Regions from separate parts of the Homo sapiens genome. Here region 2 is linked to region 1. The links are chromatin loops, found by intact Hi-C in ENCODE. Cell type or tissue: PC-3. All regions are shown on one strand. Links, peaks and the distances in the headings refer to the core of each region. The heading gives the core; the rest is flanking DNA. Region 1 overlaps CMSS1 (cms1 ribosomal small subunit homolog). Region 2 overlaps CMSS1 (cms1 ribosomal small subunit homolog).

The links. Hi-C counts contacts between places; a loop is a spot of excess contacts. Peaks named below come from ENCODE experiments on the same cell type or tissue, not always from the same donor. Only the 100,000 strongest peaks of a DNase experiment are listed, where the experiment ranks them.
Region 2: a loop joins it to region 1, with 7 times the contacts of the local background. A loop is called at or near these places in 3 of 110 quality-filtered maps.

What each region holds. Positions count from the first base shown.
Region 1 is chr3:100,037,885-100,054,373 of GRCh38, forward strand. The region is part of intron 1 of CMSS1 (cms1 ribosomal small subunit homolog); the gene reads left to right. The region is part of intron 1 of FILIP1L (filamin A interacting protein 1 like); the gene reads right to left. LOC105374010 (a long non-coding RNA gene) reads left to right here. Exons shown (of 5, transcript NR_189163.1): 5 at 1,891-3,509. Among named protein-coding and RNA genes, the nearest start is that of FILIP1L, 68 kb to the right of the region's middle. RefSeq lists an enhancer at 9,875-9,964. In PC-3, for the core only: no CTCF peak of the experiment used is centred there; a DNase peak (open chromatin) is centred at 9,727; H3K4me3 peaks cover 1,627 bases; H3K27ac peaks cover 2,433 bases.
Region 2 is chr3:100,097,722-100,114,210 of GRCh38, forward strand. All of the region lies in intron 1 of CMSS1 (cms1 ribosomal small subunit homolog), which reads left to right. It overlaps FILIP1L (filamin A interacting protein 1 like), which reads right to left. Exons shown (of 6, transcript NM_001387850.1): 1 at 16,332-16,489. Among named protein-coding and RNA genes, the nearest start is that of FILIP1L, 8.5 kb to the right of the region's middle. In PC-3, for the core only: no CTCF peak of the experiment used is centred there; DNase peaks (open chromatin) are centred at 8,980 and 9,710; H3K4me3 peaks cover 325 bases; H3K27ac peaks cover 2,051 bases.

The sequences.
Region 1 (16,489 bases), core at 8,556-11,055:
ACAGCCACACTAACTGGCTCTGAATCGCTTAGGTTTTCCTTTTTAATCGCTTTTCTTTTTTTTTTTTTTTTTGGGGGGGGAGGGAACAGAGTCTCAAATCTCGCTCTGTCGCCCAGGTGGAGTGCAGTGGCACAATCTCGGCTCACTGCAACCTCTGCCTCCTGGGTTCAAGCAATTCTCCTTGCCTCAGCCTCCCGAGTAGCTGGGATTACAGGCACCTGCCACCATGTCCAGCTAATTTTTGTATTTTTAGTAGAGACAGAGTTTCACCATACTGGCCAGGCTGGTCTTGAACTCCTGACTTCAGGTGATCCAGCTGCCCTGGCCTCCCAAAGTGCTGTGATTACAGGCGTGAGCCACCACGCCCGGCCTCTCTTTTCTTCTCATTAAAATATAACTCTTACAGAAATAATAAGAAAAGTAATGAAGTAATGAGTCTATTATTTTGAGCCCATCCAAAAAAAATTGCTTAACTGGCAACAGATAGAAAAATAAGATATTGAATTATCCAAAAGCTGATTAGCCAAATTATTTCTTTTTTCACCATTTTTTTGCTTATAGAGAATTCGAGTAGGGAGCGGAAACAGGCAATACTACTCAGTCAGTTGTAGTTTCTTATTGACTGTTCGGTTTAATTTCAAAATTAACAAACATTGTAATTGCAAAAGATTGGAAATAACCTAAATGTACTTTTGTAGGGACTGGAAGTAAATAGGATTATTCATTTATCCAATACTATGCTTCCATAACAAAAACTGGAAAGCTATTTATGGGTTTTGTTTGTTTCTTTCTTTTTAAAGGACACGATCTCAGTCCATGTCCTACATAGTAGCCTCAAACTCCTGGGCTCAAGCGATCCTCCCACCTCAGCCTCCCAAGTAGCTGAGATTACAGGTGCCAAGCCACGGTGCCCAGCTGCTCCTTATGTACTGATACAGCAGGATCTCCCAGATGTATTGTTAAGTCCAAAAGGCACAGTACAGAACATATTGTCTATATCGTATGCTACCTTTTGCATGTAATAAAAAGAAGAAAGAATGAACGTACATGTTTGTCTGCATATGTATAAAACGTCTTTGAAAAATGCACACACAATATTGCTTGCCTAAGGAAATAAGAATTTTGTGTTGGGAGACAATAATTTTGCATTAATTCAGCAATAACAGATGTTGGAAAAACTCCTAAATTTAATGCTTATAAAAAGAATAGGAAATTATGCTTTCACCAGTGTTGTATTGGTATTGAAATTATCATCATCTAATAATAGTTCATCAAACACAGAGACATTCCCAGACCTTTCACTGTAGTGGTGAAAACCATTATGCATTTTATCTAATTCAGTTAGTCTGCTTTACTTATTAACTTGACCTCAAAAAACTGAGCAACCTTTTCTAAGTGTTCTTGATCACAGTAGTACAGCCTATGAAGTACATAAGAAGTACAGCCAAGACTCACCTGCTACAGGAATATCAAAGAGCAGATGAAATATAATCTATGATTATATTTCACAGTATGTAGTATAAAGATTTCACAGTATAAAGATTTCAGTGGAGTTCTACAAAAATACCAACTTGGTTTAATACTTAATGGAAAGGAAAACAGTAAAATTTATTTCAAATTAGATAGTGTAAGATTCAGTCTTATAATATGCGGGATACCAGGAGTACCTTGGAAAAGCCAGATACCAAATAAGATCTAGGAAATTTTTAGGAATCCAGAAGAATCTAGAAAAGCATTGTCCCTAGAGTTGATATTTCAGTATATCACCAAGTAATTTTTCATCCAAGATCTCAGTGCTTCCCTTAAATTAGATATTAAATGGCATGTGGTAATTCCCCCCAGTGGTTTTCTTCACAGTTAACGACTTTCTTCTTTTTTTTTTTTTTTGAGATGGAGTCTTGTTCTGTTGCCCAGGCTGGAGTGCAGTGGCATGATCTCGGCTCACTGCAACCTCCACCTCCCAGGTTCACACCATTCTCCTGCCTCAGCCTCCCGAGTAGCTGGGACTACAGACGCCCGCCACCATGCCCGGCTAATTTTTTGTATTTTTAGTAGAGATGGGGTTTCACTGTGTTAGCCAGGATGGTCTCGATCTCTTGACCTCATCATCCGCCCACCTTGGCCTTCCAAAATGCTGGGATTACAGGCATGAGCCACCGTGCCTGGCCTCATAGTTAACAACTTTCTTGATCTATCTACCTGCATTTTATAATTGGATACATGAATCAATCCAAGCTGTCTGAATATTTTTTTTTCTTCCTGCACCCACAAAAGCCAGTGAGAAGTAGGAACCTAAGACAATCTCTGGAACAGGTAACCATCTCTTACCACTTACAACATAAGATTAAACAAAGAGTTCTCTCTTGTGGCTTATTTGCATATTTCATTTGCATAATTCTCATCTAACTCCCTCTTTTAAAAAAAGTATTAATTATTCAAATAAATACTATTTATCCAGGCCATAAACAGTATATTAAAGTTCTCTCCCCGAGAATCATTTGTATAGTTCCAGATAATAGCATTCCATTTTAATATAGATGAGTACACAGATGTGACCGTGGTTTTAGAAACAGTTTAGGTAGCATCAAGAAACATCTGCACATTTTCCCAGCAGCCTGAGTAACTAGTAGTGATTTGTACAGACTTCTCTGCATCTGCTTTTTCCCCCCTTCCTTTTTTCAGCACATCTAGATGATTAATAGACTGAACAGGCCCTTATATATGCATTCTGACAGCCTTTAGGACGGTCTTGGTTGACAATACACACATAAGCCAGTGTTGTTATCATGAAACACTTCATTTGAATGACTATTACAGGCTGAACAGGATGTCCTATGCCAAGAGGTTGTGACATTTTGAGAGGGTGGTGCTGGGAGCCATGTGGGACTCTTTTCCCATCACAGCCAAGTTGACATTTTCTCAGGTTGTAGGATCATTAGGGCTGCAAAGGGAGAAACTTTGTCAGTGGCTGGGTAGATGTCCCTTGAGCCTGGATTATGCATTTGAAAAAATGGTTTCTTTGCCTTAGGGAAGAGAGTCTCATTTTAAAAAGAAAAAGGTTTTTATAACGAGTTCATGTATTCCACTATGAATTTTGCTGAAAAATCTGTCCTGAAGTATGTCTTTGCTGCCAAATCCCACGCTTTACAGTTAACCAAAGTTGACTCTGTATGACCTGTTACATTTTCCTTAGACAGTTGGATGTGATCACAGAAGGGTGACTGCCAAAGTTTTATTTCAGCTCAGATATAGCTAAATGCAAGAAATCACTTCCTGACACCTTTCTTCTGCCTGCCCCACCCTAAATCACCATTTTTCAAACAAGCTATGGAATCTACAAAATGGCCTACCTGTGTTCCAAGTTAATTTTGAGAATGGCTTTTTATGGCTGGTTTGTAATCTCTTTAGAAAAGCAAAATTATGATGGAAACTCTATGACATCCTAAGCTGTAAGCACTTGAAGATGAATGTAACTTCAGGTCTGTGAAGCTAAATATTTACCTTCCACATGATTTACTGCGTCTTTGTTCCTTTCCACACTGAGCTTTTTCTTTATGTGCATCCCTTCATCTCCAAGCTACTTTTTAGTAGCCCTGTTATATCAGTGTTTTGTGATGTTACAAAAAAGCAAAGAATGTGAGGTCAAATTTTCCATTACACACTTCAACAGGAATGCCAGGGAACTTAGCCAAACTAAGGCTACAAAAAAAATAAAAATAAAAATTACAGGAAAGATGATTCATTAATCAACAATTGCCTTACCAAGAAAATAGAATTACTTGTATGTATTTGGTTTGGGGAAGGGGGATAAGTGCAGATATCCTGGCTATGAGTGAAATGGAGGTATTTTATGTCTATGTAGCATGGTTTTAGACCTACCAGAGATCTTTTAAACAGTAAAATTCAGGAGAAAGGATAACTCATGTTGTGCCTTGATTTATCTCACCTTTTTCTTCTTTCAACATGAAAGTATATCACATGCTGACCCCAACTACAATTTGATTTAAAAAAATAATGACAGCTGAAAACTAGGATAGAAAGGCACAGGCTGCACCTCAGGAACAGTGAGAACAGGGACCATTGCCATTCCTTCCTCTTTCTTCAGCTATATGATCTGAGTCCCTTTTTATTTCATATATGCCCCCTTCTGCTCCCCTTTCTCTTTATTTTGCCATAAGCTCTGGATCGTAATCCATCCCTAAAACATTGTCATATTAATAGAAATTCTGGAATTTGACCTTTAAATGTAGTCATTATTACATATTAAAGGATCTACAAAGGGCAAAAATTGTGGCAGTAGATGAAAACAATAGCCACTGAAATTTTTTAAAGCCCACAAGCTTGTAAGATTCCTCTTAAACAAACAGAATGATCCAGTCACAGAGCTTAGTGCTGTAAATGTCAATATAAACTTGATTTTTTTTTGTATTCTAATAAGAAGACCAGCCAGTAACAAAAAAACATTGGCTCTGTGACCAGCCAATACCAGATACAGTGAAATCTGTTATCTGATGTTTCGTCAGCTAGCCTGTGAGCACCATCATGTAATAAAATTCTCTAAACTGTGATTCACGGTGCTACAAGATCTTTGTGCACCTTTTGACTAATCAGAGACAAATCATATCAGGCTCTTGTATTATTTTATTACCAAGTGTATTTTATTTTAATTCTTTGGAAATTGGTAATCCATGTATGGTTCAGACATTGTTAACCAGAGTACATAATTAGAACAATTCCAACCATGCCAGATGATACTGTATTTACTGAAGAATTTTATTGCCTTTTATGGAGAACATGAGGGAGGAATAGAGAACAGGTTTTTTTTCTTTTCTTTTGCCACATAGCTGATAACCCAGTTGCTATAACCATTTCTTCCACACAAAGGGACAACAACATGAGAAATACACGTTTTAAAGTTCCTAACAATCGAGTACTTCTTACGGGAAGCTGGGACAGTTCAAGAAAAAAATGGATTGAAGGAGAGGAATAGAGCCAAAGTTCCCAGACCTTGACAACTAGGGCAAATGTAACAAGTCCACATTCATCATGGAAAAATGTAAAGTCCTACATGTTTGTGGAAGAAAATGACTGCATTCGCAGAACAAGAGGGATAAAGGGCTAACATAGCCTGTGCTGGTCACAGCCTTCTTTGCTCATCTCTCTTTACCTCAATGTGAAGATCAGTGACAGACCCCCTGAGCAGGGAATGTTTTTTGAATTATAATGATGGAGACAAGTATCCTGTGTCTCAAATTGACAAGAAGTACTCCCCAGTCCTCAAAGCTCAGAGAGGCTTTCTTCAGGCATATCCAGTATTTCATTCTTTACTGTGTTGTGCCTTATCTGCTCTCTGTACATACAAGTAAGGAAAAGAGAAAATATATGCAGAAAATCATGTCCAGTAAGTTTTATTCCCCTTTGAAAGATTATATTTTGTCTTTTGAAAGTCTCTCTGTCTCTGTTCTTTTCAGCTATATTAAATATTTGTTTCCTTCGTTCTTGAATCTCATTTTCTTGAGGCTTATAGCAGCTCAGCAGTCTCTAAGGTCTCTTTTCCCTCATCCATACTCTCACTTCTCTATTTTTGACTACTTTTGCAGGCCAGTAGGTATTTATTATGTCTCATTTGCTGTGGGAGACAGGCTCCACCCCATCCTACCATACTCCCAGACTTTATTCCTTTTAACCATCTAACTAGCCATCCATTTGAGTCAGTTAGGACATGGAGACTTGAGAAATTTACATCCCTGGAAGGTGATTATGATATGTTGAATTTATTTTTTAAAACTTTTTTTACAAAATGACAAAAAATTGTGTATATTTAGGGGATACAATGTGATATTTTAATCTCTGTATACATTATAGAAAGAATCAATCAAGCTAGTTAACATATCCATCACCTCACCAACTTATTTTATTGTGACAAGAACATTAAAAATCTATCCTTTTAGCAATTTTGAAATATGCAGTATGTTATTTTGAATAACTGTAGTCATTATGCAGTGCAATAGAGATCAGCTTTTTAGATTCTACATAGAAATGAGATCATACATACTTGTCTTTCTGTGCCTAGCTTATTTCACTTAGCATGATGTCCTCCAGTTCCATCCACGTTGTTGGAAGGACAGAATTTCCTTCTGTTTGAAGGCTAGCTAGTAGTTCATTGGGTGTATATACCATATTTCTATGACAAACTCTGTCCTGCTTTGCAAGATTTTAAAAGGGAATGTGCTTTAGAACAAGACACATTGAGATTTGGGTTCAAATCCTGTGACCTTGAGCCAGTTACTTGCCTCGTTTATTCATTTAACAAATTTTGATTGAGCGTCTTCTATGTGCCAGGCATTGTGATGGGCACAAGCGATGCAGTTGTTTACAAGATTGACATGGTCTTTGCCCTAATGAAGTTTATATTCTAGTTAGGGAAACCAGTGAAAAATAAATATTTAAATAAGTATTTACATCATAGTATAAAGAAGTAACACAGGGGTAATCTGTCAAGGGGGGCAGTGAAAACTATTTTTGAAACAATAGGTAAGCTGAGGCTCAAAGAATGAGTAGGAGTTAGCCAAACAGAGTATACAAGAGCATCACAGGCTAAAGGACAGCTTGCTCCAAGAACCCAAGTCAGGAAGGAACTTGAGACAAAAGAGGAACTGAAAAAAGTCAAGCTAGACTAGAGCCCAGTGAAAGAGAGGGAAGTAGAAAGATACAGAGGTAGTGAAGCCAGATTATACAGGGCCTTATAGGCACTGGCAAGAATCTTGGTCTTTTCTAAGAGCAATGAGTAACCATTGAAAGATTTTTTTAATGAGGTAAAAACTTGATTTGTATTTAAATCACTCTGATTATTGTACCTCATCACACAGTAGATGAGAGAAGGAAACCAATGTGAAAAAGGCTGGTGCCATTTTTCAGGTGAGAGATGATGGTGGCAGTCAATGGAGTGGTTAATGGCTCCAAAACAGATTTAGGAGGTAGAGCTGACAGGACTAGTGGCTCTCTGCTTTGGTGACATTGCAGAATAGTAGTGTCTCTGATGACTTCCATTTTTCTGATATGAGGTGCTGTTTCCTGAAGTTAAGAACATTTAGAGGAGAGTCTAGCCTGGGCGTAGAGAGGACTAGATCCTAAGCTCAGTTTGGAACATGTTTGATCTGAGATGCTTGTGATATATCCAAGGGGAGATGGTATGCAGGTAATTGTAAAAACAGATCTGGCGCTCACAAGAGATGTAGGCTAGAAATATAAATTGGATAACAGTTTATAGATTATATTTAAAGCTGCGAATATGACCTCTCGAAGCCTTAGTTGTTGCATCTATAACTTGGAAGTAATGATCTAGCTGTGCAAAGAGGTTGAAAGGGATGCGTACAGCACATAGCACAGTATCTAGCTCATAGTAAGCACTCAATATATGGTAATTGCCATTATTACTATGTCTAGGAAAATCTCACAGCCTTATTCTCTGAGTTAGCACTAATTGACAAAGAGGAGAGTGGAAAAGAGTGAATAAAGGAATGAACATAAATCTGTGAAAATATGTGTATAAAATCGAGATAAAACCATTAGCTTTCATTGTGCTGCTGTGTTAGAATTTTTTTTTTGTAATTTTTAATTCCCAGGCATCCCTCCTCTCGCAAACACCTCCTATAATTCTCCCCCTGAAAAATCAGGGGACTTCATTTATCTTAAATGGGACATTTGGACCCAAATGATTTCTGAGGCTGCCCCCAGGTTCTTCATCTTGGTGGGTTCTCATTATTGCTGCTGCAGTGACTGATTGATTTGTTGAGAAATATCTGTCTAAATATTCTTCTGGTAACATTATTTTTAGGAAGGCAAAGCCTTTACATTTCCAGACGGCAGCTTTGCTGTGAATGTGGGGAAACCACAGAAAGCTGTAACACATTGCACATGTCAGCAAGGCCTTCTGGGCTTCTTGGCATTCCTAATGATGATAATGATCCCACTTGGTGGAGTCTGACCCTCCCTGCAGCTGGTGTCCTTTCTGCGCAGGGATGAGGTCACTGGGGAAGGGGGAGGAGGCGGAGCTGGGGTGGATGAGAGAAGGGAAGGGGAAGAAGCTGTCACATCTGCATTCTTGGTGGAAAAATGGAAACATGTTTGCCACATGCTTGCTTTGTTTGTTTATTTTTTAAGGAAAGGGTATGGAGAGGCAAGAGAATAGTGAGGAATTGTAACATGATGACTGCTTGGTTTTCCCCCAAGGCTTCACAGCTAAATAGCTGTATTCTCAATAACAGGCTCATCAAATTTCCCAGGGCACTGATAACTCTATGAATCTAATCCTGAATACTTGAAACTGATCAGGGCCAGGATATTCCAGCGTTTGGATCCAGTAACTTCTTTAGAGTTGTGAAAATTCCTAATTCTAGATAGTCCACTCCTCCTTATGCCTCAGACATGTCTTAAAAAGGGAAATTCAGAATTTGCAGAATTATTTTTATATTTGGCAATGTAGTTAAAAGTATCAGGTTGTTCACCTATTTCTCAAAGTTGTCACTGAAAGTAAACAACCTTTTTTTTTTTTTAAGTTTACTAGTAGTAGCCTAACTGGTAGATCATAGTTTTATCTCTAGAGCTTGTTGTATATACAGAGATTATAAATCTAGAATTCCCCAACTCCCCCCAGGATTTGGGATTGTTGTTACAATTGGTTGTTGTTGATGTTTTTGTGAGGAGAGAGGTTAGCAAAAGAGGGGTCCTGTTGTCATTACAGGGAATGACCTGGCCTGGGCAAAATCACAACCAACCACTTGGCCATCTCAGCTCCAGGTAATAGAAATAAGTCAGCGCTGACAGAAGTGAGAAAAATACTCAAAATGCTCTCAAGATGGTTTTGAACCCTTCAAACCTGATAAGGCCAGGTCTGATTAGCCTTTGTATCTTCAATACCTCAGCCAGGGCCTAATAGATAGTAAGTGCTCAGTGAGTGGTGAGTGGCCAAGTAACCCAGTTTTCCTATTTTCCATGGTTCAGGACTACTGTTGGTAGGCAGAACAAATGACCATGAGTAATTAGGTAGAGGGAAAAAATATTTCCTCCTAAATCATGGAGAAAGAGGCTGTTATTTAAGTAAATATAATAATTGACTATCAACAGTGCTCCCGACTTGAGTTTTCAAGATAAAATGTAAAGGGTATTGTCCTCAGGTTTTGAAGGTCCAAAACTGCTAAATGTTTAGCCATTGAAGTTTTCTAACCTAAATTTCCTTGTTGGTAAAATGGGTATAATACTTTCTCTGCCTACCTTTCTAGGGTTATTTTCAGGATTAAATGCTTTTAAGGAAGTGAAACTAGTAAAAACTATCGGAGGGAAGTGTTGTTATTTTCTTCTTTTGAGAACAATATATCTTTAAACATTTTTAGAAGAAAAAAAGGTTTTGAATTCCTTGAAGAAAAGGTGCTTCCAAAGCATATTTATTGATGCTATTATTGTAAATCCCTCTTTAAGCTTCATGCATTTAAAAATTAATGACAACTCTCCTCTTCCTTTCTGGAAAGCTTTTATGACTTAACTCCAAATTCTATGTGTTTAAAAAAACTAAAGTATCATGTCCTCCTTAAAGAATACCATTATTATTCATAACCTCTGAAACCAGCGAGGGTCATAAAGCTACTGACTGCGAATGATTAAGTGGCCACAAATAAAACACTGGTATTACCACATGTAAATTCTTTCCCTGCAGTTTATGCCTCCGCAAACAGTGATTCAACTGCAGGTGTCTGTCAAGAGACAGTAGAGTTTTGTCCTTCTGGAAGCCTCACTGTATGTGAAGTCAAGAAACAATGCCCCTGCCACTGTCTAGCTATAGCCTCAATCAAATCATTTCACCTCTCTTAGCCTCTGCTTCCTCTTTTAACTGACAGGGCATTCAGTGGCTGTGCGTCTGGGCCTCACTGCTCTCCCCAGAAGGCATTTGAAAAAAAAAAGGAAGGCATTTTTGGTTGTCAAAATGACAGGGTGGGCGAAAAATGATAGGATGGAGGTAGCTTCTGGCACTTAGTAGGCAAATTTTCTATGGTGAGTTGAGCAGACTCATGAAAGAACGAATTGTCCCTCCTATAGTGTAAATATACCCTCCTAAGAAACACTGGGCCATAGCTTGTGAAAGTGAAAGGGTTTAAATTAGTAGTAAGGGACTGTCCCAGGCAAGCTGGCATATAGGGGCCAAACAGCCACAATCCAAGTCCACTTGTGCTTGCATTGTCTTCCTGCATTCTGGCCCTGTTTGCCCCACAAATGACCAGGTCCCAAGCTCTGCTGAACAGCCCTCAGGGAAGGGGACAGATAGGTCCAGACCAAATCCTTCCACTGTCTTTATTTTACTAGGAAAACTAGCAATAGACTTAAAGTTAACTCACTTGTTTATCCCTTAATTTGGTTATGCTTTAGTCCCAGAGGCCCCTCATTTCTCCCCTTTCCAGACCTTCAGAGCCTTCGGCACTGCCAGCCCTCAAGTATGGCAGCTGCTTGAAGCATTTGCTTGGGGTGAGTTGGGGAAAGAGGAGGAAGAGTAGAGCCAGCTCTTCCCTGCAGCTGTGGCTAACCGAGGCAAGCTGTGACACGGAGCTCACTCCATCTCAGTCAGAGCCCACCCTGAAGCCATATCTGTGGGTGCAAAGTTATTGTGACACAACCCACCACACAGTGTCAGGGGAGAAACTGAGCATGGTAATTGAGGTGCCAGGTGATTCTTGCACCACTTTTTTGGACTGCCATTTAGAGAGGGAAAATAAAAGCCAAATCAGGAATCATTTCCACTCTGTTAACATCTCACTAAAGGAAGCAATCAAGTCCAGGTGGGTTTTATGTTTCTCAGCCCCTGTACATGGACAAAGACTGGGATTCCAGATTTTCCTAACTAGCCCTAGGTTTTTCTCCTAGGACATTTTCTTTCTGCTTCTAAAATTGTATTTTACTCTTTAAAAAAAAATCTGTTGTGCAGAATTATATAAGGTTGATATGATGGCCTAGACTGATTGCTTAAATATGGACTTGGACAGTTATGGAAAAGCACTTTTGTTTGTGTCATGGAATTAAAGTTACCACACACACAATTGTCTATTTTCAAACCTAATGGATTACATCTTATATGAATAAAAGAGTATAGCAAACAAAAGGGCATAAAATTTTTATGCCAGAAACAAAGTCGATGTCTGAATTTAACTGGAAAAAAACTGTAGAAATTTGTGTCTGACAATTGCAAACAGTTCTCTTTCCTTGTTTTTTCTTTTACCTTCTCTCCTTACTATTTGAAGTTATACCTTTGGGAACACATATCTTCTCTACATTATAGAAACGTGGCAATAAATCATGGTAACAAATAAACTGTTCTCTTGTTTCATTTATCATCTGTTTTTGAGGTTTGAGCATACTCAACAAAGATTAGAGGTTAGACTATTGCTCTTCTAGCTTGTTATGAAACCCTAGGGTCTTACCGAACTTACCAAAGTCGATGAAGGATTAATTTGGGGAGAGCTTTTTAAAAAATCACTCAGCATTATAAGGGAGGTTAATATGGCACTAGAGTGTCATATTTTTAAGAGGGAGTCTTCTTTTTATTGATTGATCTATTTATACCTCACTTCCAAAACATATGCAGTACAGAAAATTAAAATAATTCATTGAGGGAATAAAAGTGATTAGAATATAAAGCCAGAGATAATAGTGAGAAACAGAAATAAGTTGACCCTTGAACAACATGGTTTTGAACTCTGTCGACTTCTGCCATTCCTGAGACAGCAAGAGCAACCCTTCTTCCTCCTCCTTCTCAGCCTACTTGAAGAATAATGAATAGTAAATATATTTTCTTAACAAATAGTAAATGTACTTTCTCTTCCTTATGATTGTCTTCTAACATTTTCTTTTCTCTAGCTCACTTTATTGTAAGACTACTGTTTATAATATATATACAACATACAAAATACTTGTTAATTGACTTTTTATTTTATCAATAAGGCTTCTGGTCAACAGTAAGCTACTAGTAGTTAAGTTTGGGGGGAGTCAAAAGTTATATGCGATTTTCAACTGCACAGAGGGTCAGTGACCCTAACTTCTGAGTTGTTCAAAGGACCATATACTGTGTGGTTCTTTACGGTTATTAGAAGTTAATCACTATTTAGCTCTAAGCTTCCTAGTGGCCTAAGTGAAAAGGAACATGCTTTTTTAATCACACAGACTCACCTGTGGAATGAATCTATTAAGGGCATCATGGGGTAGTGTTCGGGGGCAAATTTTTAAAATTTGTTTATTTACCAGCATTTCTGGTAGATCAGTTTCATAGATCAATAAATAAAAAGAAGAATCCTTCTTAAAAATATGACACTGTGGTGCTGTATTAACCTCCCTTATAACTCTGAGTGATTTTTAAATGTGCCCTCTAATGAGTCAGGAACTTACACAGAGAGGGAGTTTGGGCAATATCAGAGAAAGCCATATCTTTTTTAGATTTATGTGAAATGCTCAGTATGAAAATTTTAAATCTCTTAAAATTGATTATAAAATGTTTTAATGCTAAAATAGAATGCTTATCTGATTATGGTAAGATCCAAATTAGATCATAGTCATTTTCTGTTTTTTTAGAGGCATCTCTGTAAATTCCCACAATTTGTTTGTTTATTTGTTTATTTGTTTGTTTTGAGACAGAGTCTCGCTCTATTGCCCAGGCTGGAGTGCAGTGGTACAATCTCTGCTCACTGCAACCTCCATCTCCCAGGTTCAAGCGATTCTCCTGCCTCAGCCTCCAAGTAGCTGGGATTACAGGTGTGCGCCACCTTGCCTGGCTAATTTTGTATTTTTAGTACAGATGGGGTTTCACCATGTTGGCCAGGCTGGTCTCGAACTCCTGACCTCAGGTGATCCACCCACCTTGACCTCCCAAAGTGCTGGGATTACAGGCATGAACCACCGCACCCAGCCTCCCCCAGGTTTTGTTAAATTAGCGGCTTTAACTTTGGAAGATAACTCTGTGAGACACATTCTTTGGGAGCATGGAAGTGGCTCCTTGTGGAAGAGTCTTCAAGAATTTGATCCAAAAGTCAGCTCTATAATGCCCTCTACCAAACTATTTTCACATGTTTTAGGTAGCAGTTTCTTCTTGCAAACAATCTTATACCCACCTTCAATAGAGAAATCACATAAAAGTGATATTTTATTAGTATAAATTTATTTTTAAACCATCATTTGAATAATATATACTTATTATAAAGACAGTTGTTAAGATCAGTGAAACCCTTTCCATAAGTCAGAAATTTAAATGGATCACAATTCTTCTCTGTGAGTCCAGCTTCTTATTTTTTCCGATATTCTGTTTTGTTACAGGTTTTTAAAACTCATTTGGACACCCACCTCAATATATGCTGTGCAATTAGAATAATCCAGAAGACTGAAAGAGTAGTAAATAATTTTATTTCAAAATTTAATAATATAAACCAATGGCTTATATTTCTTTTTATATATATATATTTTAAGTTTTAGGGTACATGTGCACAATGTGCAGGTTAGTTACATATGTATACATGTGCCATGTTGGTGTGCTGCACTCATTAACTCGTCATTTAACATTAGGTATATCTCCTAATGCTAACCCTCCCCCCTCCCCCCACCCCACAACAGGCCCCGGTGTGTGATGTTCCCCTTCCTATGTCCATGTGTTCTCATTGTTCATTTCCCACCTATGAGTGAGAACATGCAGTGTTTGGTTTTTTGTCCTTGCGATAGTTTGCTGAGAATGATGGTTTTCAGCTTCATCCATGTCCCTACAAAGGACATGAACTCATCCTTTTTATGGCTGCATAGTATTCCATGGTGTACATGTGCCACATTTTCTTAATCTAGTCGATCATTGTTGGACATTTGGCTTGGTTCCAAGTCTTTGCTATTGTGAATAGTGCCAATGGCTTATATTTCTAAAAACAAACATTTTATTATATATATTTTTTATAGTATAAGTATATAATTTAATGTAATATATTTTATATGTCATATATTTATTAATATGTGTTATTAAAATATATGTTTATAATATGAAGTATATTATATAAAATATTTTATGTATTTATACATAAATATAAATGTGATAAATATAAAATATTTCAAGCAAGAAACACATGCAATTTACCAACTCACCCTTAAATGATCTATATTATTATGTCATATGTGTTATTTGTCACATGTTATTTAGGCTACTAATGGGCATAATTTGTGATCTGAGAGTTCAGTTCCTTTAGAACTGACTAGGACCCCATGATGCACACTTATAATAGGCAAATGAGTTCAAGCTTTTCTTGACATGTAATTGACTATGGCATATGTGGGCTATACTAATACACTCCATTGGAGTTTTGCATGAGCAGACATGGCACAGTCCAGAAACGAATAAAAAACTAATGCAGAGCAATAACCTTCTTATTGAATGGCACATTTATGAGAGATTCACTTCTCTGCACCAAAATTCCAGGGGGAACTTTTGTTCCAAGGTCTGAGGGGTAGTAGTGGTGGTGATGGTAGTGGTGTATCCGTGTGCATGTCCTATTAGAACTGAGTGCACCCAGTTGGAGGATGGGTCTTATGGCACCATTTGTGTTATTATTGTGGTTTTATTAACTGAACCTCTAAGTGAAACTGATGAAGTCTGTCCTCCATTTTCTTGGGCATACATTAGCAATTCAATGCTAGTATAGGAAAGAGGGCCTGAGACATGAAGATAGCTCAGGAGCAAGTATTAACACTGAGAATCCATGGGTAAGTTAATGCAATGTTTCTTTCTATAACCACATTTTAAGATAAGTATATTCTAAAATTTTACAAAGGCAAGGTGGAAGGTACCTTCCCCAACCTCATGTAAACCAGTTGTTTGAGTATATACTGTATAAGGTAAACTTTCTGGATATGATACAAGATAAAGTTATAAATAAATTCATATTTGATCTTGTTTTTAAATATGTAAATATCCTTAAGTGCCTTGTTATTATTTTCTAGGATTTGTTTTTTCACAGGAATTTTTAAAACCTGTAATATATAATTTCCCCTAAATAAGATGAAATTTAGTTCATCCCTGGGATAAATGCTCTGTATATCACCTGTGGAGTTGTTCGCCTGCTCTCCCTTTGGTTACCAGTCATTATTTCTTATTTCTATTCTCTCCTGAAACAAGGGTGCTCCTTGTTGACAGTATGCTTCCTGTGCCTTTATCTCTTAAACCCTATATATTGCTCCAATTTGGGGCATAGTTGTAAGTCATTGTATAATTCACCATAGCAAGCCTTCTGCCCCAGAAGTGTCTTGAAAAGACACAGTTTCCTAGGACTGCCATAACAGATTACCACAAATTGGGTGATTTATAATAACAAGAATATATACTCTCACAGTTCTAGAGGCTAGAAGTTTGAAATCAAAGTGTCAGCAGGGCTATGCTTCCTTCAAAGGCCGTAGGGAAGAATACTTTCTTGCTTTTTGTAGCTTCTGGTGCTTGCCAACAGTCCTTGGCATTCCTTGGCTTGTGGCAGCATAACTCCCAAATCTGCCGCTGTCTTTACATAGTTGTCTTCCCTCGTTGTGTCTGTATCCAAATTTCTGTCTTCTCATGAGGACACCAGTCACTGGATTGGGGCCTACCCTAATCCAGTTTGACCTCATCTTAACTTGATTACGTCAGCAAACACCCTATTTCCAAATATAGTCACATTCACAGGTTTTGCTAGGTGCATAAATTTGGGGGAGTGGGGAGAATGGGTATTCAACCTGGTACAGCCAGTAAGAATCTTACTACATTCTCTCATTTCTCTGAGCATTTAGGGGTCTACACTTGAGCATTCTGTTTGTTTTCACTGTGTTATCTTTCTTACCTGGAAATCTATCCAAAGCCACAGAAACCCTAACTAATCAATTCTTTAGTGACTGCCACAACACATGCTGAGTCTGTATTATTTTATAAAACTGCCCCCTGGGGCCAGATTTTGTTCTCCATTATTCATATGCAGCTTCCTACTAGAATCAAAGTAAATTGCATCCAAGTGTTTCCAAGCATTGACTCTGGCCCACACTTCTTCCCAAATTCTATACTTTGTTCTTTGTATATCTGGACATTCGGCTTACTTAAAAGTATGTAATATTCTCCCCAAGGCTTTGAAGAGCTACATTATTTCCAAATCTTTTACCACTTGAGCTTCCCTAGTATTGTAAAAGCTGGCCAAGGGTCAAACATTTGTGTGCTTTCAAGATAGCATGTAGTGTTTAAATCCCTTCCTTAACCAAAGTTGCCATTGTACTGTGAAGGAGGTTCAGAGCAAAGGTCACAAACTAACCGAGACATCACATTCCCCCTTCCCTCTTGATATGTTCTCTTTGACTTGCTTGATGGTTTTTTGAAAGAACATGAGTTAGTTGCTAGTAATAGCAAATTTCACAAAGAAATTGAGATATCTGGCTTTTCTTGAAAGCTCAGATCTGGAAAACCTAGGCC
Region 2 (16,489 bases), core at 8,615-11,114, 60 kb after region 1:
TTCTGGATTTGAATATTCTTCGTTATTTGGCAAATATCACAAAGACTACTTGGTTATTAAATTTTTCCTAGCCCAGGATTAGGCCTCCATTTCAACAAAATACTCAGCTGGATACTTGCTACCTTCTAAGTTGCAATGGCTTTGTTGCACTTTTTCTGAATAGCTTTGTGTTATATTTTTACTCAGTAGAAACTCTTATCATTTATTTTGTTGGTTTTTTAAAATTTCATCAACGGTAGCATATCTGACAAGGTAATAGTGATTTTTAATGTTTAGCTAGGCATAGTAATGGTACGTGCCACATTGCTATTTGAAAAATCTAGTAAAACAAGAATAGCAACAAGATCATAGGTCAGGGACTACTTTGACTCTTGGCTGTGCTGTAATTTGTTATTGCCAACCCACTGGAGTCTGTACTGCTTGCAGCACAGCCAGCTGAAAGCCTCCCTGTGATTCCCTCACCAGTTAGCAGATTCACATTTTATGACAGGTAAAAAAACAAACTACACGGTACCTGTATTGGTGATGATAAGCTTCAGTAGAAGGAGGTAACGAGAAGTAAAGAAACAAGCACTGTGTTTTAGAGTGAAAAACCCTATATTTGAATGCCATTTCCACCATTTAAACTGCTCTTTGACCTTAGGCCAGTTACTGAACTTCTCTCAGGCTAAACTTTCTCATCTGTAACATGATGACTAGAATGGCTACCTCACAGGATTCTTGAAATTAAATAAGTTAGTGTATTAAAGTATTCAGCATGGTACCAGGCAGATAGCAAGCACTCAAGAATTGTTAGCTATAATTGACTGACTCTATAAGTTTTATTTGTATTATTCATAATTGAACTTCGGCTCTTGCTGCTAATCAATACCAGTACATGCAAGGAAGTTATTTTTGTGCATATATTTCTTCCCTACTGGAGTATAAGTACCTACAGCCCTGAAAACTTTACATGCCTCACTGTGTAGCATAGCAGTGCCTTCTGAAGAATGTTGAATGTCATTGCCGTATACAGAGGTGGAAACTCACCATGAAAACAAACCATTAGCAAGGATCTGTTTTTAAAAATGCCTTTCTTAAACTAGGAAAATATTTTAGGGATCTCAAATGGCTTCCTTAAACTAGGAAAACATTTTTAAAGATTCCAGCTGATAAGAAATATTTTTGATTCATTGCCTGGAACTAGATACTTCTCAATTTGGGATTATAAATAATGCCAGTTAAGATGGTGTTGGATTCAGCCATGCATGGGATGTGGAGTAGAGTGATTCAGCAGGTTTTTGCTTTCCTGATTGCAGAACTCTTCTTTATATATTAAAAGGGAGTTTTCAAATTTCTACCAATGATCATTTTTCATTTGTAACCCAGAGAAGTTTTGAACTGTCATTCTGCAGGCTTTTTCAGGAAGCTTAAATGCAGGATTGAATTAATCAGAGAATACAATACTGGATTTCTGCATTTTTTAGTTTTGAAATTGACTTAATGTAGGTAATAGACTGAATATTTATCATCTTAGTACGCACACTAGGAGCAATCAAATATAACATTACATAGTTCCTTTAAAAAGATACCAAGAGTCTCATTTCAGTACACCCTTTAAAGCACAGAGATGCATAATCCTATCAGAATTATGCATATGTGCATTAAACGAGTAAGCTATCACTTTCCAAATTTTCTGATAAGATTTTATAAGAAACAAGTATACAAGGGTAAGGAAGGTAGAGGAAGAAGAGAGCTGATCTTGTAGCTAGGATGGTAGGAAAAGCCCCTGCCAGCCTCTAGGTGATATAAAAGTATTTGTATCGGTCTAATTATGTATCCTTAACTAAGTCATTTAACTTTTCTGAGCCTCATTTCCCTGTTTACACAGGGGAATTACAATAATGTTTCTGTCTTCCTAAGGTGATAAGCAAACAAGATTATCTCTAGAAAACTATATAAATATACCATGTTATTCATTCCATAAATATTTATTAAATACCCACCGTGTGCCAGACACTGTCCTAGGGATAAGATTAAAACCTCTCATAAGATATGTTCTGTAGCAGTGGGAACCTAACAGGCCACCAAGGAGAGCCAGACATTTGAACCACTTAAGTATGGTAAAGTATCATAAGTATGCAGCGGTAGAACATTCCAGGTGTGGTTATGGAACTGAGTTGCTGAGAGTGGGCAGAGGGTTTTGGAGTTGAAGAATTCTGAAGCCACAGTGTTATAAAGATCATCCATGCTCAAGTTGAGACTAACCACAACTGGGAGGGAATTAGGAGAGAAAAAAGTTTGACACAGTTGTCAAAGTCCTTATTAAAGAAAGTGCAATGATGAGGAGAGGCAGAACTGAGGAGTGGGCAAGTGTGGCATGAGCCGTGAGAGCAGAGGTATTTTGATAAGAGAATGGAAAGGAATGGCCTGGAAGTGGCATGGTGGGCTGGGACAATGCTGCCACTCAGATTTTGGTGTGTGGGCTCTGGGGGCACAAGTAGCCTTCTCCTGAGATATTCAAGGGTTGTACATCCTGAGGAAAGGGTTGGACAAGAGATAGAACAGGACTTAGAATGAGGAGTCTGTGAAAAGGGTAAAATGTAGTAGTCCCAAAAATAGCAATATTTGTCATTTGTTGAACACCTAGAATGTACCATGTACTATACTTGGCTGTCTTATACATTATAATATTATCAGACCCTGCAAAGTAATTACTATCATCTGGATTTTACAGATTAGGTCATAAGGCACAGTGAGGCCATATGCATTTAAGATTACACAGCAAGTCCACATTTGAATCATTAAATCCAGTTCAGCCTGGCTGCAAAGCTGTGCTTTTGCATGGTTCTACATGTCTTCAGAGAGATTCAGAGCACACCATGGGAAGGATTTGGAGGCAAGTCAGAGAGGAAGGGAAGAATCAGAGGGAAGAATGCAAAATTATACAGGAATGAAAATACAGTAAATGAAAGGACTATTGACCCTTGAGGCTTACATTTTTGTTGGTAGCTGAGAATACCAAGATGATGAGAAATAGCATCACTAAGATATCTGGTGGAGTGTGAGACCTCGCAAGGTTAGTATCGCCTTGCTGCATATTCTGGTGAAGTGCTGTGGAGAAGGTGTCCTGGTGTCTTTTGAAGAGAATTCTTTCAGGCAGTTCATGAGGAAGATCAGTTTTTCCTGATTCTTCCATTCCTGGTGGAGTGGTTGACCAAGATTTAGCTTCCTTGTGTGTTAGTGGTCAGTTTTTTAGCCCAGGTATATGGAGAACAGAGAAGAAAGTGTGTGATGACAGTGGCATCTCACTTGCATGCATGTAGGATAGCAGCCTTCAGATTTTGGAGTACCTTGACCACTTTTGTACCTGGGGGCCTCTGGAGCTGGGTGGTACATACTGGAATTCTCATTAGACTATGGTGAAAAGTAAACACATGTATTAGCCTCTCCTGAGTGGTAGTAACCAGTTACTTTCTGAGACAGCGTTATACTAAGACTGAGAAAGAATCCCAGGCACAGGTAATGTCCTACTTTCCTTTACTGAGGGACAGTTAATACTACAGCTAAAATGACAGCTCCCCACTGCCTATGAGGAGAGGGAGTGCATTGACTTCGTTGACTGAGGACACAGACCAGGACCAGAGACTTTTGTGGGAAGAAGCTTTGATATTTGGCGGGAGGAGCAGTCCAGCTTTGCAGGCAGGTAGCAGTGGCCTCAGGTAAAGTAGATCGGGTTAGAAGAAGCAAAGAAAAATGCAGAGAGGCAGCAACTGAAGAGACTCTCACAACCTTGCTTTCGGTGAAGTACTTCCATTGGAATTCTTGATTGTGGTGGAAATAAATATACCCTTCAAAGTAACACATGCACTCTCTGATCCAGTCCAACACAGGAGGGGTTGGGATGTTTTTTGTTTGTTTTTGTTTTTTTAATTATACTTTAAGTTTTAGGGTACATGTGCACAATGTGCAGGTTAGTTACATATGTATACATGTGCCATGTTGGTGTGCTGCACCCATTAACTCATCATTTAACATTAGGTGTATCTCCTAATGCTATCCCTCCCCGCTCCCCTCACCCCACAACAGGCCCCAGTGTGTGATGTTCCCCTTCCTGTGTCCATGTGTTCTCATTGTTCAATTCCCACCTACGAGTGAGAACATGCAGTGTTTGGTTTTTTGTCCTTGCGATAGTTTGCTGAGAATGATGGTTTCCAGCTTCATCCATGTCCCTACAAAGGACATGAACTCATCATTTTTTATGGCTGCATAGTATTCCATGGTGTATATGTGCCACATTTTCTTAATCCAGTCGATCATTGTTGGACATTTGGCTTGGTTCCAAGTCTTTGCTATTGTGAATAGTGCCACAATAAACATACGTGTGCATGTGTCTTTATAGCAGCAAGATTTATAATCCTTTGGGTATATACCCAGTAATGGGATTGCTGGGTCAAATGGTATTTCTAGTTCTAGATCCCTGAGGAATCACCACACCGACTTCCACAATGGTTGAACTAGTTTACAGTCCCATCAACAGTGTAAAAGTGTTCCTATTTCTCCACATCCTCTCCAGCACCTGTTGTTTCCTGACTTTTTAATGATCGCCATTCTAACTGGTATGAGATGGTATCTCATTGTGGTTTTGATTTGCATTTCTCGGGTGTTAAGAGGATAACTAAATATCCTTGGAAATGGGATAATAAGGAAAGAGAAGTGAAAGTAGCCTAAGATGTGCACAGAAGAAATTGGATCCTCATCAGCGTGATTTCTGCTTCTCCACAGGTGTGAGATCTCTCTTTTCTTCAAATTACTCCAGTATTTTATCTGTACGTCTCTTGTAACACTTTTTATATTCCATATTGTTTTATATTTTTTGTGTTTTTCCTACTTCCATTACTAAACTATTAATTCTTTGAAGGCAAGGACAATGCCAAGCTGCATTCTGTGTCCTCCGCCATGCTTTGCATTCAGTAGTTACTCCGTGTTTGACTAAATTCATGACCCCAGGGACACTGTGCTTCCTCTGGGTTTGTTCATTTACTTGGCTATGAAAGACAATAATTTGCAAAGCCAACTTTCTCCTTTTTCTGAGATCAGTGACTAAATTATATTAAAAGTATTTTGCAGTGCTATAAGTGTATAGGAGAGAGGTTTTCTGTTTAGGGAATGTTGCTAAGCCCTGTCATCAAAAATAACCTTTCCATCTACCACTAAGTTCTGCCAGAGCATAGCAGATTGGCAAGAGCAGTTGAAAGGAAAAAGCAATGTAATGCCCTCTGCTTATGGCACTACAGGTGCCAGTGGAGGAAAAAAGTGTGAGGTTGAGGCTTGGGAGACTAAGTGCTGTAAAAATGAAGCAGACCGACTGTGGGTACACAGATCTAGTCTTTGTGAAATACCTTCCCTGACTTTTGTATATTCCTGTTCACCCTGTGATTGTAGGCCAGGAGTCTTTAATAGGAAACTGGTGATTTGAAGTCTCCCCACATAAGCAGACCAAGCAGCTTTTTGAAAGAAGCCCACTCAGACCATGGAGAAGGCAGCAGCTCACAGTGGCAGCAAGAGCTATGAGACAGCAAGAGTCAGCCAGAAACACACATGCAGAACCCGAAGTCTTGAGCACAGCAGGAGGTTGGGCAAAGCTGCTCCATTCTGAAGGTTATTATGGCCCCACTGGGGGCTGCCACACAAGTACTGGCATGAAAGCAAACTAGTGTTGGGATAACTGTTTTAATATTTGCAAAATCCACTCTAGGTGTGAGCTCCTTTGTGTAACTGAAGATCTAGAGTCTTTAGGAGTTTATTCCTCAAAACTTGAATCAGGTTTTTTCTAGGCAAGTTGGAAGCACGGATTGGGCAGGTAACAACAACCATTCTTCATGTTGAGCAAAAAGGAGGTGTGGGCAGTTAAGAGCCAAAGTTGAGATGGAGGAGAGAATATTGGTTGCCAGCATTGCACTGTATTAGAAGCCATGGAATGGTCTCTTCCAGCAGCTATTACAAACTGCCCCCTGGGAAATTCAAACAAGAAAACCTTTGGGTTTCACTTCACTGGCCTTGCAATAAACATGTTTGTTCAAATAACAAATTGTTGCATTAAGATAAATCTGTCTGTGTTATCCTAAAGAAAAGAGTCTATGCCCTGTGTGTTGGCAGCATTATCAATGAACAGCTGATATTTATGTAAATATCAACCTTATTAATAAGAATCATGAGCACGGGTCTGCCAAGGTTCCTGACAGCTTGTTTAATCAGGCGCATTAACTCAGAGGTTTTCAGTTAGTAGAAGCGTCCTCTTACCTTATTTGCTTAAAGGCCCAGAGGCCATGTCACCAAATTGGGGCTTCTAGCCATCCACTGAGGAGAGGTGACTTTTCATTTCTCTGAAATGAAGCCAACTGCTCTCTGTGTGTGTTTGGATTGGAGAGCACAGGTTACAATGAGAGTGGCCCTCTCTCACCCCCACCCCCATTGCCAGTCATGCCAAGTTACAGGGTAGGGACTGCAAAGAAGCTTGCTCAGGCAAAGCATCTAGATGGACTGACTGGTAGGAGGCCCCTTTGTGGGATGGCTCACCCTGACCTCTGCCTGAAACTGGAATCAAGACCAAGATGACATAGCTGTGGTCACACAAAGCCCGTTAACTACATCAGTTGTCTTTGTTTATTCAATAACTCTGAGCTACACTTTTTTTTACACAAGAAATGTGACCCACACTTTGTTTGAGATACTCCAGAAAGATGTAGCAATGTGGTTACCATTTTATAAACTTTTAAATAAAACTGTTAGCAGTTCACAACTTTGTTTAAAGAACAATGGCTTGGAACATAGGCCTGTGTTCCCAAGACCCAGAGGACAGTGACCAAGGCAGAGAAGAACCGAGTACAGATCTGGCTGACCAAGGCCTGCTTTGCATGCCCAGGAATCTAAAAGTTAAGCTTGAGGGCCTTTTCCTGTTTTGCAGGAGTAGTAGCAGTGAATTTGACCCGATTGCTTTGGTGATTTGCACTGATGTTCTCAGCTTGTTAGCTTTCATCAAGAAAAACTTTCATCAAGAGAAACTCAGAAAAAACAGGGATGAAAAGAGTCACCCCTGTTATTTTCCCTTACCCCCAAAACTGGCTGAGAATCACCATTTACAGCTTAGCTAGCTCAATATCTAGCTATTGCCATCCTTGTTTCTTCACTTCCATGTTTTTCTACCTCTATAGTTTCTTCTGTCTGTAACAGCCAAAACCTCACCTATGCATTAACTCTAATCTTTCTGTAAAAGTATCTGCCTTTATTTAACTTTCTGCTCATGACATGATTTATGTATATAAGAATCTTCATTTACAGATTGTTTCTTTTACTATACTTAGGTGTAGCTATTGTTCTCTTAGCCTAGTCTTGGAAAGGGTGTTCACAAGTAAGCATTGTTTAAGTCTCATATACTTTCCTCTAACAGCATACAAACATTTATGCCTGTAAAGATTTTTCTGGCCTGTTGACAAGGCTGATTTAGTAGATAATGTATTCTCCTACCAGAGCTTAAAGTTGAAATAACATATAATTGAAGCTGACCATTAATACTGATTTGGGAGTGGCAATATTTAGTTTGTTAAGTACTCAGGAAAGACATGAGCAATAGGAATTTGGACTAGTAATATCTTTTTAGACACATATTTCTCACAACTCAGTTTGGCTCCCTGGAAGGCATTTCTTTTGAATCAACTGCAATTCGTATCTAACAATTTCATAGCTTACAAGTAAGACTGCTATTAAAATGTTAACTAATTCTGGGGCAAAAGGGACTTCCAGGAAGGTTCAGTAATCATTGAACAGGGTGGTTAAAGGGCTATAAGATTAACCGAAAACATAGCACTTCTCATATACCCTTTAAGCAGAATTGATAAGGTATTTCCTAGAGATTAATGACATTCTGAGTTAATAGGCTGAGGGAAGGTCATTAATTCTTACACAAAGGTGGTCTGGAAAGTAGAAATGAAAAACAACTGCTAGGTCAAGCTGATGCAATCCCAGGAGACATTTCAGAAGATCAGTTTCCTTTTTAGAAGCCCATGCTTCTTACTGTTGTCACTCTTCCTTCTCCAAATAGCATACCTCATACTCAGGCTTTTAACCTCCTGGGATGCAAGTAGTTTTTTGAAAGGAGTTGTAAGTTCTCTGTTTATCAAACAAAAACTTTTTTTTAATCAATGAGCTTTCTTTTCTCACTTCAAACTTAGAAACATCATCTTGGAAGTCATTCAATTCACATAGCTTCTCACCATCAGATGGTGTGGACAGAAAGTTGTGCCTGGGAGTCTAGAAGTCAAGACAGACAGATTATACCTCCTAGGGGTTTCAATTAAATAAAATATCCATATGTGCTGTGTATAGCATATGGAGAAAATATGATATTACTGTCAATGGTAGACTAGGATTGATGGAACAATCAGATACAGATACCACATAGTAAATCAGAAGAGGTTGACTTATCAAAAGGATGCAGCAACAAGTCAGTACAGCCAGGATACCATTATGAGCAGAGGTGCAAGCTTCCAGCTGTGGAATACTCTCCAGGGATTTACACTTGCAGATGATAATGTCAGACTGAAAGCTCAGTCCTCTTCCAGGCCAGCCTAGGCATGACTGATTCTACATGTAACCTAATCTGGATCTGTTCCAAGGACCCTCCCATCTAGCCAGATTTATTAATCTCAGGATTATGCAAGATATGGCCCCAGGGACAAGAAGGACTCCAGCAGAAATGAGGGTAATGGTGGCAGATGATCTGGAGCCACCCATCTGAAAACTGCACCCAGAAACCCCACTTTGACTCTTTACCCAAAGAAAGGTTGAGAGCTGGAGAATGATTTCTTAGTTGAAAAAGATCTGCCTTCATGTGTGGGTATCATTTTCTCTAACTGTGTTTCCCTGGTAAGGGCTGTAGGATCCAGAAGCATATGCATGCTCACCTGGCCTAAAGCATGTTGCTCACCTTCCTGCTGTAAATGTAAGCTTCCTTTTGAATGCTTTAGATGAGTTATACCCCATCTGATTCACTCAAATTGTGTCTAACTGGTGGTTGTACTACTCCTAACCTAATGCCCTGATCCCTGTAGTATGTTTTCATATGTCTGGAAAATTTAAGATGCCAGAGGTTATATTGTTGCTTTTTAAAAATATGCAGAAAGTTAATAAGATAACAGAAGTATGCTAAGGGAAACTCTGAGAAAAATATTTTCTGGTCAGTAGATGAAGGGAGCCCCATTACAGTGGTGACTGGCATTTTGCCACCAATGTGTGTCTGACCTAACTCTCAAAGAATAAATACTTATGGATTTTGTTACACAGCCAAGAGATATAAATTTGTAGCTACCAGTTCAAAATGCTTAGTGCTGCAGGTACAGGTGAAAATCTTTATATTCTTCCATACAGTTAAAAAAAAATCCTTGTTTTATATACAGATTAATTCCACTAGACCTAGCTGGACCTTTTGAGTTCTCTTTTCAACTGAAATTGCCTTTTAAAGATGAACTGTCCAGATGTAGATGGGAATATAATAATAGAATTCTATGCTGAAAAAACTAGGTTATTTAGGTCATGATTGCAGTTTTATGATGCCATCTGGGAAAATGACAAAGTGCATGTGGGTTTTAAGTAAACTAAAGTTTTTCTCCCTTCAGTAAGCATTATAGCCTCTTCTGACACTTTGTTGGTAGAATTTCTGAACACTTTGTTTACTTTGAGAGTGATGAATCCACGGGTGTGTCATGATTTGAATTGGAGCTTTCCTTCCGCACATTTGGCAGGTATTTAATGCTTCAGTACAGTCTTTCTGAAACTAACCTAACCACTAAACGATAGGCTAGTAAAACTTGCAGTCTTGTGAGTATAAATGCTGTCTTTTTAAATTAGGAAAGAACAAATAAAACCCTGTTGGAAATTCCTTGTTTTAAAAGGAGTAATTTAACGCTCTACTGTTAACATTCTCCCAAGGTAGTATTACATAAATAATTACTGCTAGACAGGAAGAGTCATTTCCCATTATGGAATAATTTTGCACTTTTAGAAATTTCATTGTCTCCTCAGAATCCTCTGGACTGTGAGGCCATAAACTAACACTTTTTTGATTATGGAATCTTCATTACATGATTTATATTTTATGGTAGAAGAGAGCAAGAGAATTAAAAAAAAAAAAAAAAAAGTTACTTGCTTAGGGCCAGAGAATCTCAGGGAAGGGAAAAGGATGTTTCTACCTTTCTAACATCGGTCAAGAAAATTTCTGGTTTACATTTAATAATCAATTTTCTGGGATTTTTCTTAATGCCAAAACCATGAAATGAGGCATTTTAAATTCATACCTGTCCGTGGATGTGTACTCTAGAGCACTGGTTCTTAACTTAGGGTCCCAAAGAAAATACATGATTCAAATGCTAGTTCCTTTTATTTATAGATGACATTTCTAGCCCATGGCTTCTTAATTCGGTCCAGGGAATCCAAAGTTTTGTGTCTGTGTGCAATCTAACTAGGTCTTGTAGCATTTTTCAGCCTTTCAGAAGGAACTGACCACGTTGTCAAGACTGATTATTTTTTATAGATCCAAGGTATAGCACCATAGTGGGAGTTTTCTATATTAATGATAATGATAATAACAGCCTCTCATTATTGAGCACTTATGTGTCACTAACTGTGCTTATTACTTACCAAGGCAGGTACAATTCTTATCTGCATTTTATGGCTGAGGAAACATGAGGCTTTAGAGGGTAACTTGTTGAGGAACACACTGAAATGGAATTAGAAGCCAGTGATGCCATCTGGGAAAATCTATGCCCTTAGACATTAAATGCATTGTGGTACATTCTGGTTTTGACTCTGATTTTGTTTGATATTCATGTATTCAATTCAAACAGTCCTCACTGTATTCTAGTGGTTGGGCATTGCCCTGTATCTAGATGCTACTGTGTTACAATTCCGAGATCAACATTGGATTACAGGACCCAAGACAGTGTCTGGCACTCGTTTGTTTGTTAGATAACTAAGTAAGCAAATGAACAAATGTATGCCCCTTCCAAACATGGCTTGGGTCTTCTTTTGTGGTACACCTCATGCTCAGCACAGCGTGTGGTTGTGGTGGCTGTTGTTTTTGACAAACAGTAGGCTTGCTATGTCTATCTGAATACTAAAATCAGATCATATTCCCTTGTAACTGTGTATCTGTCAGAAGCCAGCAGCTTCTGGCCAGTTTCGCAACATGGCATTTGGAAGGCAGGTACTTAGAGTTTATTGCGTAGTTTTTGGTCCCATGGCTTTTTCAATGCAGTTTGACAGTCGGTATTATACAAGAACAGAGTTGAGTTTTCTGGGTTCTACAGGATGATCGTTTTTAACTGTCTCTTAAAAAAAAAAAAAAGCATATTTCTCTGCCACTAACTTTCTCAGGCCTCAATTCTTCCGCTGTAAATCAAGGTGGTTGGACTCTATTAATCATTTTTTAAGGGTTCTTTTTCTTTTGTGTGTTTTAATATCCTAAAAAAAAATTTTTCAATGAAAATCTGCAAGAATTCCATACAACACCAAAGCAGGATACGCTGGTTGAAGTTTGAAGTGGGATTCTCTCAATATAGAGCCACACAATAAGGTATGCTTTACATATAGTAAAATTACCTCTTATATAACGTACAATTCTGAAAATTTTGACAAGCTCATGCAATCATGTAACCACCATTATAGTCAAGACATAAAGCAGTTCCATCACCCGAGATGTTCCTGCTCACCCTTTTGTAGTCAGTTCCTCCCCTCAGCGTCAGCTGTTGGCAACCACTGATGTGTTTTCTGTCCCTATAGTTTTTGGGGGTTTTTTCCCACAATGTTGTATAAATGAACTCATTCAGGATGCAGCTTTTTCAGTCTGGATTCTTTCAATTGGCATAATGCAATTGAGGTTCATGCATATTGTTGTGTGTTTCATTGGTATTGCTGAGTAATTCATAGTATTGATATACTATAGTTTGATTATTCATTTACCAATTGAAGGGGTTGTTTCCAGGTTTTGGCAATTATGAATGAAGCCACTGTAAATATTGTTACCTAACATTCTAAGGTTAATGATATATAAGTTAGCTGCTAAAGTAGATTAAAAAGCATCAAACTCAGGAATCATTGAAGGAAGAGATAGGCACTGCAATCTGCATCTGCAAATGTTTCTTTTATGACCCCCCCCCCCCAGCACCACCCCCCAGCCAAAGAATCCTTAGTAACTTCTGTACCCATACCCACCCTTCAAACTGTTGGCAACCATTTTTTTTCTTGTTCGAAGAAGAAAGATTAGGAGATGTCATCTGAAATAGAACCAGCCCGAAGATAAATCAAGTCACTAATACACCCCTGGTAGCTTTGGGAATATAATATTTTTACATTGATTGGAAGGAAATGCAATAATAAGTTTTAAAAATTTGAACTACTAACTGCACCTGCTTAGAATCTAAAACTGGAGGGGAAAACATAAGGTTAACCCCACATGCTCCCTGATCAAATGCAAAGGTTCTTAAAATAGCTTCATTTAGAGATGTTAGGGGCAGCTGAAACAAGGAGCTGGTGTCCCTAGTCACAACCTGTCAGTTTAATATCATGGCTCAGAAGCAGCTGCCTCTGTATTTTTTTGTTTCAGGGTCAGGAGCAGCAACTCTAAGGAGAAGCACAGAAGCAGCTTTATCCCGTTTGCTATCCTCCCCTGCATTCCAATTTCCTAGTCAAGTGATTGTCCCTGGATCCATCATGAAGATACCTGTCATCCATTTCAAGCCACAAATAGAGAAAAAAGTAGCTAAAAGCCTCCAAGGAATTACAACAAACTTTAAATACATGTACAGGAAATTCCAGGAAGAACGTAAAAAAAGAAATAAAGTCGTGTATTTGCTTGGTCATAGCTAATAATAGACAATACTAGCTATGTGGCTTAACTCTCAAAATCCATCAGAAAAACCTTCTCCATTCACTGCTCTGCTCAGCTCTGTATAGCTCTCCATTACCTGTGCTTACCATTTTTCCATATAGAGTATTTTTTCTTGTGAATTTTTCCTCTTACCCATGATAAACTGCTTCTTCACAACAGCCTACTTATGCTTGCACCAGAAGCAGGATCTGGACTGGGTAGAAAATTGTCTGATCTGATGTGACAATGTTTTATGTTGCTAGGCTGGTGGTACTAACCAGCAGTGTAAAATTCCATTTGTATTTTGCATGTAGGTGGATATACTAATATACTATACTGTTCCTGTCCTAAACAGTCACAAACTTTTTAAAATCTTATTACTCAGAATAATTTTTTATTTCATTACAATAATAGGAGTCAATTCAGAGCTTTACAGCCCAGTTCGCCATATTCTACTTCATCATTCCACCCAAAAAGAAGAAGAAAAAGGCAGTAGCTTATATCTCTTTTAGCAACTAAACTGAATTTTCAAGGGCCAGAAGGAAGAACTCTAGGGTAAGGACCTAGAAGGGCAATGGAGGCAGAAAGAGGATGGTAGGGGGAGGAGTGAAACTTTCCTCTACCTGCATGTTTTCCTGTTTGCTAATACCACTTTCAAACAATAGGTCAGGGCTATGAGTACTCATGTTGAAAATGCAGAATTTTTCTAGAACTTTATTTAAGAGATTACTCCATGAGGCTGTGCGTTAGAGAAAACATTAGCTGGGCTAGTCCCTTAAATATCTAAAACTTAGTTTATCTATCTGCTGAACAGGGAATGGTAATACCTGCCTTTCCTACTACATAGGGTCAAGTGCGTAATTGATATGCGAGTTTTATACACAATATAAAACACCTTGTAGGTATAAATGACATTGTTAATGCCATTATGAAAAGTCTCCTCAACCAAGATGAGAAGCACAGTAGGGCTGCTCTTTCAGTGTAGGCTCCAGTGATTGACCATCAGATTAAACAGAAAATCTTGAACTACTGTCAGATTTGAACCCTAGACTTCTAAGAGGCTATAATACAAATTTTCTTCTGTCTTAGACTTCCTGTCTGACCCAATTCTGAAGAACCAGATGGTATTAGTATGTAAAGTTTTTGTCTAACATCTATAGCTTGCACCAAAATGTCAACATCCCTCAAAGAAGGCTCAAGTATTTGCACTAAAATGTGTTTTCTAATTCAATTATTTGATGCTGAGATGGTATCTAAAATTGTCTCCATATCTATGTTGAACAACATGCACAATACACAGATTCAAATCACTAGTAATCAGACTCTCTGTGCAGATTCCTACACTCAGGGCATCTGGAGACCATGTTTGCCTCATTCACTGTTATAATCCCAATAACCAGCACGGGGCCTGGCACAGAGTAGGCATTCTAAAATAGTTGATGAATGAATGAACAAATGAGCAAACAAACTAAGCTATTACTATAAAAGTGTTCCCCTAATATAACTAAACAAACTTACTGTGTATTGCTGGTAGGCACTAGTTCTACTCTAAGGAAAATAAAAGCTACTAGCACTTTTTCTTTAAATGTTTTTTAATGTAACATATTAGAAAGGTGAAGCGGGTATTACATTGGTAATGAAAATTTTGCTTTAGGTTAGAACATAGAATAATATGGACTGTAATCAGAAGAAAAGAAGATAGAGCCCATTACATTTAGGTTTTTTGCATCCTTGGACCTGCCTGACTCTCGGCAAGTTGCAATGGCAGTCTCCTACAATAGCACTCTATTAAAGGCACCATCATTTCAATGGCACAATAAAATATCTTCATTTCCAGTGCCAGCGCCACTACCTAAGACCAAGTCTTGACTAAATTTATTACTTAAATTTATTGCTAATTTATTGCTTAAATAAAGCTTAAGCAAAAAAGACAATTACACATGAACTTTAATAGAAGGTAAACTCTAAAAATAAATTGTCACTCTTTAAATAATGAATGCTTTTCTTTGCTGCAGAACTTTTACAGAGTATCTTTGTATTGGTTAGTATAAGAATCCAAACCCCACATTGCTTTGGGAAATTACTGAGAAAATTCTCATCAGAGTAGTAGACCTTAATTACCCAGGTGGAAAGAGCCCATGAATATTATTGCTGCCTTTAGAAGTTTTTATTAACAAACAGCTCTTACAGTATTTATGCTGATTTTTAATTAAGCATAATGAGAGTTTCATAATAGTGTCAACTGATAAATGTAGAGAAATGTTTACTTGGAATATTTGGCTTTGGGAGATAGCAGATTGATAAATCAGAAAATGTCATCACAGGAAAAACAAGTTTAACTGTAGCTAAAGGAACATTGCTGTAATTGCAATGCATTCTCTCTAGTATTAACTACACCATGTTCTCCTTTATGCATATCTAATACACACGTGGAATATGGTAGTGTAGTTAAACAGTGTATGTGTTGCACCTCTTCTATTCCTTCCTGAGATGTGAACAGATAATGAATAAAGAAAGATATGTAATCATTAATTGGTATGGAAAGAAAAAAGAATAACTGAATATGTCACAACCATTTTAACTGAACACATATCTCTCTTCAGTGGAGCGCCTATATACAAAACTGTGCAGCCACCCTAAACATTGAATAATCCTCCCATTGAGGAGTACAGTGAGCAGAATTTTCTGTGATATCATTTGGCAGCAGCCTAGCATCATTTCCCATTTATATCCAGATGTGATGTGCCCATGGATATCCAGTCATCTTCTGTGGGGTGTTACAGAACAAGTTCTTGATAGGTATCTCCCAAGACCTGCCAAAAACCTTATCTCAGAAACCTGCTTCTGTTCTCTGGCTCTCATTCATTAAATCTTAACATCAACAGAAGGTAAACAAACAAAAGAAAAAAGATACAATATAGTTGCCATTTGAAAATGTTAGTTTCTTCCATTAATCTTTCCATGAAAAGAGAATTCCTCCTCTGCAATTTAACCTATTCAGTATAATTCTCCATTTTCAACACATTGTGATGATTTTGACACTGTATATTGATCATTCACATCAGCTTACAAAATCAAGCTATTAAGAAGGAAAGCCATTTATCCAAACATACTTTTTCTTTAATTTTTGACTATCCATCTTACTCTTAACAGGATAACAATTTAAAGTTTCATTTTGGTTTTCTTTCATGTGTATCACTATAGTAAAACTTACCTACTGTCAGGATAGTTCCTCTATTTTGCAAGCAACTCTTAGTCATTTTAGCCTAAAAGTCATCATCTGTCATAAGCTCTTAATCATACTACGTTCCCTTGCATAATATTCACAAGATCCTACTTTTGGAGAGTGGTGTTGGCCGCTCCTAGCTGGTGAATAACACAGAAACATCCCAAAGCCTCTTCTCAGCAAGGATGGGGACACTTAGCTTACCGTGCAGGTACCGTGCAGGTGTTGATCACACCTGGTAATTCCTTCTTCTCATCCCCACCAAAATCCAACAGTGGAATCCAGGACCAACAACAACGTTTTCTTCTTCTCTTTTTGGACACCCTCTCAGTTTTTGTTTTGTAGGCTTGAAAGCCACCGAG